Linked DNA regions of Homo sapiens: region 1 is linked to region 2. Evidence: chromatin contacts called from ENCODE Hi-C or POLR2A ChIA-PET data. All regions are on one chromosome and are shown on one strand. The core of a region is the stretch at or near the end of the contact, and the rest is flanking DNA. Distances in the headings are between cores, read along the strand shown.

Region 1 (3,491 bases), core at 937-3,436, 570 kb before region 2:
GAGGGCAAGCTCCTTACATGACCTGCAGCTTCAGAAACTAGGCCCTCCTCCTTACTTCCCATCACCCATTTTGTCAAAGAACCTAGAATATTTTGTTATCCGAGAAGCCTGGCTTTCGACAAACCGTAGGATTGCTAGTATCTCTTTATGGAGTGGACTTGAACTGTTTATTGCAACTGTGACATGTGGCAAATCATTTTACTGTTCTGAGGCTTTACTTCCTTCTAGTTAGAATGAGCATTAGGCCGGGCATGGTGGCTCACGCTTGTAATCCCAGCACTTTGGGAGGCCAAGGCAGGTGAATCACGAGGTCAGGAGTTCAAGACCAGACTGGCCAAGATGGTGAAACCCCGTCTCTACTAAAAATTCAAAAATTAGCTGGATGTGGTGGCGGGCACCTGTAATCCCAGCTACTCGGGAGGCTGAGGCAGAGAATTGCTTGAACCCGGGAGGCAGAGGTTGCAGTGAGACAAGATCGTGCCACTGCACTCCAGCCTGGGTGACAGAGCAAGACTCCATCTCAAAAAAAAAAGAAAAAAAAAAGAGCATTAAATATATGACATCTTTAAAACTGTGTGGATTTAGAACTGAGGTATCTTCTTTGTTACCTGAGGAGGGAAACATGCTTATGGGGCTAATGTCATTTTAATTTTGGGGTAGGTCTGTCTGTCTTCTGTGGGGTGGGGGAGAGTGAAAATTTTCTCTGCTGTAGGTGAAGACCTCTAGGCTTTATTTTCAACTCATATGCCTCATGCTATTGTTCGAGAATCATCTTTTCTATTCATATAAGCTATATCATACTGATCTTTTTTTTAACCTTATTTATTATTTTTTATTTTTGAGATGGAGTCTCCCCCTGTCACCCAGGCTGGAGTATAGTGGTGCAATCTCAGTTCACTGCAACCTCTGCCTCCAGGGTTCAAGTGATTCCCCTGCCTCAGCCTCCAGAGTAGCTGGGATTACAGGCGCGCACCACCACACCTGGATAATTTTTGTATTTTTAGTAGAGACGGGGTTTCACCATGTTGTCCAGGCTGGTCTCGAACTCGTGACCTCGGGTGATCCGCCCGACTCAGCCTCCCAAAGTGCTGGGATTACAGACATGAGCCACTGCACTCAGCCCCCCTTTTTTTTTTTAACTTTAAAATCCACTTGTGACACTTTTGTAAAATACCATCAACCTTGTGTATTAAGCTACTGTTGTGACAGCCATGATAATTTCCCTCTGAAAATGGTTTGGAGACATGAAATAATAAAAATAACCTTTAAAATGCATTATCACTCTGATTCTATTAGGAAAAACGGAAGTCACTGGATTTAAACTATGTCAATGCCCTGTACTTTCTGTCTGTCAGTAGGTGCTGTAACTGTTGGCTAAATGATTATTTTTCATGCTTCCTTTCTCATTTCTGCTTTTTTAGATATTTAAAATGTCCTTGTTTCTTGGTGAGCAGAATTATTTCCTACCTCATGACCATGAGTCATGACCTTATACTCTTCTTTCAGTACAGGAGAAAGCTTCATTAATTTACTAATGCATTCATTCCACAAGTAAACTTCTGCAATCCTCGTTTATTCATATACTTTGACAAAAACAAAGAGACCCACAAGCTTTTTGAGTCTTCACAACCCAAAACATGTATTTGAAACTGAAAATTCAATCATTCCATGTTTATAGGCATATTGCTTGATAGAAACATATAAATCATTACCTGAATTTTTTTTTTTTTTTTTTTTTTTTGAGACGGAGTCTCACTCTGTCACCCAGGCTGGAGTGCAGTGGTGCAGTCTCAGCTCACTACAACCTCTGCCTCCCGGGTTCAAGCTATTCTCCTGCCTCAGTCTCCTGAGTAGCTGGGATTACAGGCGCCCACCACCACACCCGGCTAATTTTTTTTTTTTAATTTTTAATCGAGACGGAGTTTTACCATGTTGGCCACGCTGGTCTCGAACTCCTGACCTCTGGTGATCCACCCGCCTTGGCCTCCCAAAGTGCTGGGATTACAGGCATGAGCCACCGCGCCCAGCCTGGATTTTTTTTAATCCAACCCAGTTCCATATTTTCCTCTAGAGAGACTGACTCACCAAGCCTATCTCCTTTTCCTGGAAACACAATCAAATTAACTTTCCAGTCACCGCTGTGTCTAGGTGTGGCCATATGAGTAGTTCTCACCAGTGGAATGTAGTGAAAACGAGATGCTGTCTCTTAGGGACTAAGGAAGCTATCTTTCCTCTTCCGACATTTGCTGACTGGTCGATGCTAGATGATCTTGAGACCCTGTGCTGAGGACTGGAGAACTACAGGAAAGGAGCAGTATCTCTGAATTATCGTGTGGAAGGTCACTTGTCTAGCCCCTGATGACTGTGAGGTAAGTCGTTAGGGATCTGGGGTTGTCTGATACAGCAGTTAGCAGGTCCTGACTGACATATCCCTCTTATTCTTTAAGTTGAACAAATTAGAGACTGGAGTGTTTTGGGTAGCCTTGCTATATGGCATGGTCGAAGACGGTGCTTCGCAGGTGATTTACAACCCTCCTACCATTTACTCTGTCTTCATTTCAAGCAGTATAACCTATAATTTCCTAATCTTCAGCAGAATAGGAAAAGGGGCTCAAAGCCACAAACACACACGCTTCCTTTCAATGTACCTTTGTTGCTCAGCCACAGTGGCGAGTTCACGCGCCTGGCAAGACCTCTCCCTATTTGGGCATTTTGTGAATACAGAAGAATGGGCGCCCTGGTGTGACCCAACATCAGAATCCAAAACATGGCATCTTTACCTAGCCCTTTTCGCTTCTTTTAGATCATTCAATAAACATAATCTGTTTTCTTTCAAAATAACATGGTTATCTAATTCCCTTCATTAGCAGCTAGCAAAAGAGGCCCTGGGCTTCCCGTGAGCTAATTCACTGGGTCCCTGAGGTCGTTGCGGGCTTTCCCTCTCACTCTTGCAACAGACACAATCTCACTTCTTTAATGTAAAGTATGGTTTTTCTGTCGAAATGTGCTTCCTGTTTTCTTTATCGTAACTTACAGGCATGATTGCCTGGGTCTTCTCTCATTATTCCCAGTCCACTGCCTCTTCATATTTAGTGGTACTTCTGTCTTACTGGTCCCTGGAAATTTATCTCAGATCATTTCCTTTTGGGTCTATCTCTTCTTTAAGAGAAATAATTTTAAAGTCAAAGCTCCATAATACAGAGATCTGTTCTCTTTCCCACCATCTGTTTTCTGAACCTCCCCTCCTGGTTCAAGCCTCTGTAGGATAATTTGAACACAAACCATTGACTGCCAACTGAAATCGAACAAGATAATGTCCAATTTGCCCTTTTTTCTCTCTGATTTGTCCCAATGTTTACATTTCTCCATCAATCAATGAACAAATCACTTTGGTACAGTGTGCCAGTAGCTTTGAGAGGAGCACAGAAGCAATACAAGCAAGCTCACCAGTAACTTATGAGGCTCGCTTACCCAAAGCCATTCAAGAATAA
Region 2 (3,672 bases), core at 321-2,820:
TCGGGAAGGTCACTCACGGGTAAGCTCAGCATGGCTGTGACGGGTCTGGGTCCGGTGATGCTCAGCTTGGGAGACTCCAGAGAACCCGCACGTGGGGCCTAGTGCCCGCAGACACCCGTGGGGTCGGGGGTACTGTTTGCTCTCCAAGCCACCAGCCAGGTTGTGCACAACGCCAGGACAACTCTTCAGGGCTGAGACACGTGGCTTCCCTGGGCCCAGCACCTGGGCAGCACGTTCCGTGTGTATGCCCTGAAATCACACCAACGCATGCAGCCAACCCCGAGACTCAACCCCAAGGCCAGGACACGGGGCCAGTCCTGGAGCAGCACAACGGGGTGCCCAGCTGTGACCCTGCCTACCCGGAACCCTGAGTCTGGTGGCACTGGAGGCTCAGCATCACAATGATCCTTTCTTGTGTTACCAAAAAAAAAAAAAAAAAAAGTTTAACAAATACAGGCCATTGTTCTTACTTTTTAAAAAAAGGACTGACTGCTTAGGGGACTGCAGCCATTTAGCCCTGCCTGACCTCCAAGAGTGAAGGGGCAGAGTCCCCACCTGTCACCATCTGCAGGACAGCCATGCGCCGCTGCACTCTCTTTGGCTGAGAACCTCCAGCATTGGTTATAGGCCCCACTGTGGACCCAAAGTGAAACTCTGAAAATAGAAATAAAGCAGCTCATGCTCCAGCAAACAAATACTATGATTTCTGTCTACTGAAAGAAATGAGTAATCAACCTCTCAAAAGTCAGAATTCAACTACAGCATGTTCACAAAACCACTCACACTGCCCCCAGATGGGCACAGATGTTGACTCTGCATCTGTTCTAATTTTCCTCATGAACCTGTGCCCACTGGGGTAACAGGAAAAACAAACTGAACTGTGTTTAGCATGAGCTGGTAAACTTAGTCTGTTTGCAATGATAGAAACTACTCCAGCTTAAAACAAACACTCAGCCCCTTAGCAGAGACGTGCAGATGTTCGGATTTGATTGCCCTCTCCGGCTCCATGGCAAGGTGAGGCCTGTGCTCTGGATAGAGTGACCATCACAAATCATCTTCCAAGACGGGCACTTTTTTTTCATTTTTAGAAACAAGTGCCTGGTTTAGAATGCAATGCGTGTAAAAATAATGCAGTGCTGTCCGTGTCCCCAAACCATCCTCAGGTAACCGTGGTTAGCAGTGTCCTTCCAAATATGCTCCCTGCATAGAGGAACCTTGCACACATAGGTGAGCTTTTTCTCATTATTACTTGGAATTACAGCATGCATCTTATTCTATAATATTTATTTTTTAACCACTCAGGTCAGATCAATCCGAGATGTGTTTGAGAGAGAAAGAGGGCACTATTAATAATTATGCCAGTAGAGCAGGTGATGTTTGTTCACCCTAGTTAGAGAGGAGAGGTGTGGCTTAGGAAAACTCATGGCAGAGCAGACAGTGAGGCCCAGTTTGTATCCTGTATTGACATGCCAGTCTGTGCAACAAAGCGGCTGGGTTGGGCCGCTTCCTGCACTGTTGCCCTCTGAGGTGTGACTGGCCTCCTCTGGCCTTTTGGGGTGATGCACTGCAGACCACGGTGGAGTCTGAGGACCCGGAAAGTGTTTTCTGGTTTTGATGACTGATTCACACTAAGGCTTGTTTGAAGCCGTCTGAGATCTCTGTGTGCCAAGGCATCTCAGTATGGCTGTGTGCCCTTCATGTGGCTCGGGGAAACTGTCAGGACTCCAGGGTGCGACATGCAGGCCCCTGCACCCTACAGCCCCGCCTTGGGTTTAACTGTCATCCACTTGCACTGTTTTGGGTGTGGTGCTGAGCTGGAATTCTCTGGGACCAGAAACTTCCCCTTCCTCTGCCCAGAAAAGTGGACAATCAAGGTTCCCAGGCTCACTGATCTGGGTATTTCTAAAGCCTCTCTCTTCCTGCTTGAGAGCTGTTTCTGTCCTCAGAGAAGGGATAAACTGAAATCCCAGATTTTGTCATCCTTGATCTCCCTCTCTTTCCCTTCCTCCTGCAACCTCTCAGTTCCAGAAAATGCAGGCTGTCCATTTCCTCCAAGTCAGAACCTCCTGCTAAGGATGCCACTGAAGGACTGGAGGGATTTTTCTAAACTGATCCGGGCCTATGATGTGGGTCATCTAATTTGGTTTTTGACCTACTAAGAAAACCAGAAAACCCTCTCAATAGCAATCTGCTTTCCAGCTGATTATCTTACTACAGACATAAACAGAAATTCAACGTGATGGTCAGCGTTGAGCAGAGATGCCACGGTGTTGGTGGGTACTGCTTTTCCCCTGAAGCGCTCCACTCCAGTCTGTCAAAGGGCAGCAAGCCTCCAGTAGTTACAGAAATGGTAACATTGCCAAGATCTGCTTCATCCTTTGGCTGTTGAACGGGTGGCTTATGGCCCCTGAGCTCACGACAAGGAAAGAGAGAAAGAAAAGTGAAAAAGAGGGCCCCCACCACCTACCTACCTGCTGCTGTTCCAGCTCATCAAAAACAAAAGTCTAAAACAGTGGCTGGAAAGTACCTTGCATGATCCCTTCACAGAAACAATAGAGAGGAGCAGCTGCACAGGGACCACGGGACACCAGGCAGACATTCTCCCATTGCTTCTCCTGCCTTTAGCATCCTTTTATCTTGCTTCTCCCATAATCCAAGCATCAGATCCCATTTCCCTCTGAATTCTCCTACTTCTCCCAGCACTTTATAAAACCGAGTCCTGTCCCCAGAGCCCCAGGTCAGTGCTCCCGGCACACCCAGCAGGAAACAGCAGGGTGGGGGCCAGGCAGTGGGTGGAAGGGGCACAGGAGTGGGAGAAGGCAGGCCTGGGGCTGAATCTCGGTGCAAATGCGTGAACTGCAACAATTTATTTATTCCGAGTCTCAGTTTCCTTATTTGTAAAATAAGAATATTATCATCTACTTAATGGGCTGTGGGAGTTAAATATGCTCAGGAGTGTGTAACTGATTCTCTGTGAAGAAACCTGTCCTTGTGTGAAGAAGCCAACCATGCTTTTGTGAACAAATGTGCACCTGAAAGAGCCAATCCTTCAAGATAGATCCTGAGCTGCTAACTGGGCCTACGTTTATAACAGAGCCAAGCGGCCCTTTGCTGGCTAGAGGTCACAGATGTACTCTGAGTTCTGGGGAAACCTACACCTATGTTTAACTGTGGACTTTCAGAGCTTGCCTGAACCAACCAATCAGAGCTCCCCCACCTTGGCCAATCAGGGCCTAGCTGTGTCAACCAATCAAAACTCAGCTGCATTGATCAATCAGAACTAAGCAAGTTTGAATCATTTATTTGCATAAACAGACCTGATTTAGAACCTACAAAAGCCAAACCCTCTCTTTGTTCTCTGAAATGCACACCTTCCTTATACAGGAAGACAGTGTCTCCCCAGTTTGCAAACTGTTCACTGTAAGAAAGTGTCTTTCCTCCAAATTCCTTTTCAGAAAACTTTTGTTCAAACTTCAAACTATGTAGCTGCCCACAAGTGCCACAGCTGAGCTCTGGGGACATAGCTATGGCCTTTATTGCTGATTTTTTTTTTCCAGGGCACTGCCCGCACAATTTCAAAAACAGAATTTAATCCATGGGAACAGTTTTTATATCTAATTAAATGTGTTAGAGTTAATTGATGCGAGAAACAACAAATATGTTCAACTGCAA

Evidence for each region. Hi-C counts contacts between places; a loop is a spot of excess contacts on that map. ChIA-PET counts read pairs that join two places held with the same protein, here RNA polymerase II (POLR2A). Pooled maps may share reads with other maps.
Region 1: a map of GM12878 shows a loop between it and region 2 (2.6-fold over the local background). The contact joins the promoter of MIR3945HG here to the enhancer-like site in region 2. A Hi-C loop is called at or near these places in 1 of 168 maps with a recorded cell type or tissue (GM12878), 14 of 37 single-sample maps with no recorded cell type and 8 of 50 pooled maps. POLR2A ChIA-PET finds 5 or more read pairs at or near these places in 2 of 52 experiments (GM10248 and activated B cell).

Annotation. Positions count from the first base shown.
Region 1 is chr4:184,854,347-184,857,837 of GRCh38, reverse strand. MIR3945HG (MIR3945 host gene) reads left to right here and starts at 2,186. Exons shown (of 3, transcript NR_132989.1): 1 at 2,186-2,369.
Region 2 is chr4:184,280,414-184,284,085 of GRCh38, reverse strand. All of the region lies in intron 1 of LOC105377582 (a long non-coding RNA gene), which reads left to right. Among named protein-coding and RNA genes, the nearest start is that of MYL12BP2, 32 kb to the left of the region's middle. RefSeq lists enhancers at 291-410, 551-810, 1,211-1,260, 2,211-2,360, 2,381-2,450 and 2 more. Within about 2 kb of position 1,570, at least 15 of the 41 ENCODE cell types and tissues checked have a DNase peak (open chromatin) inside an H3K27ac peak, as active enhancers do; they include GM12878, where a contact is called at or near this core.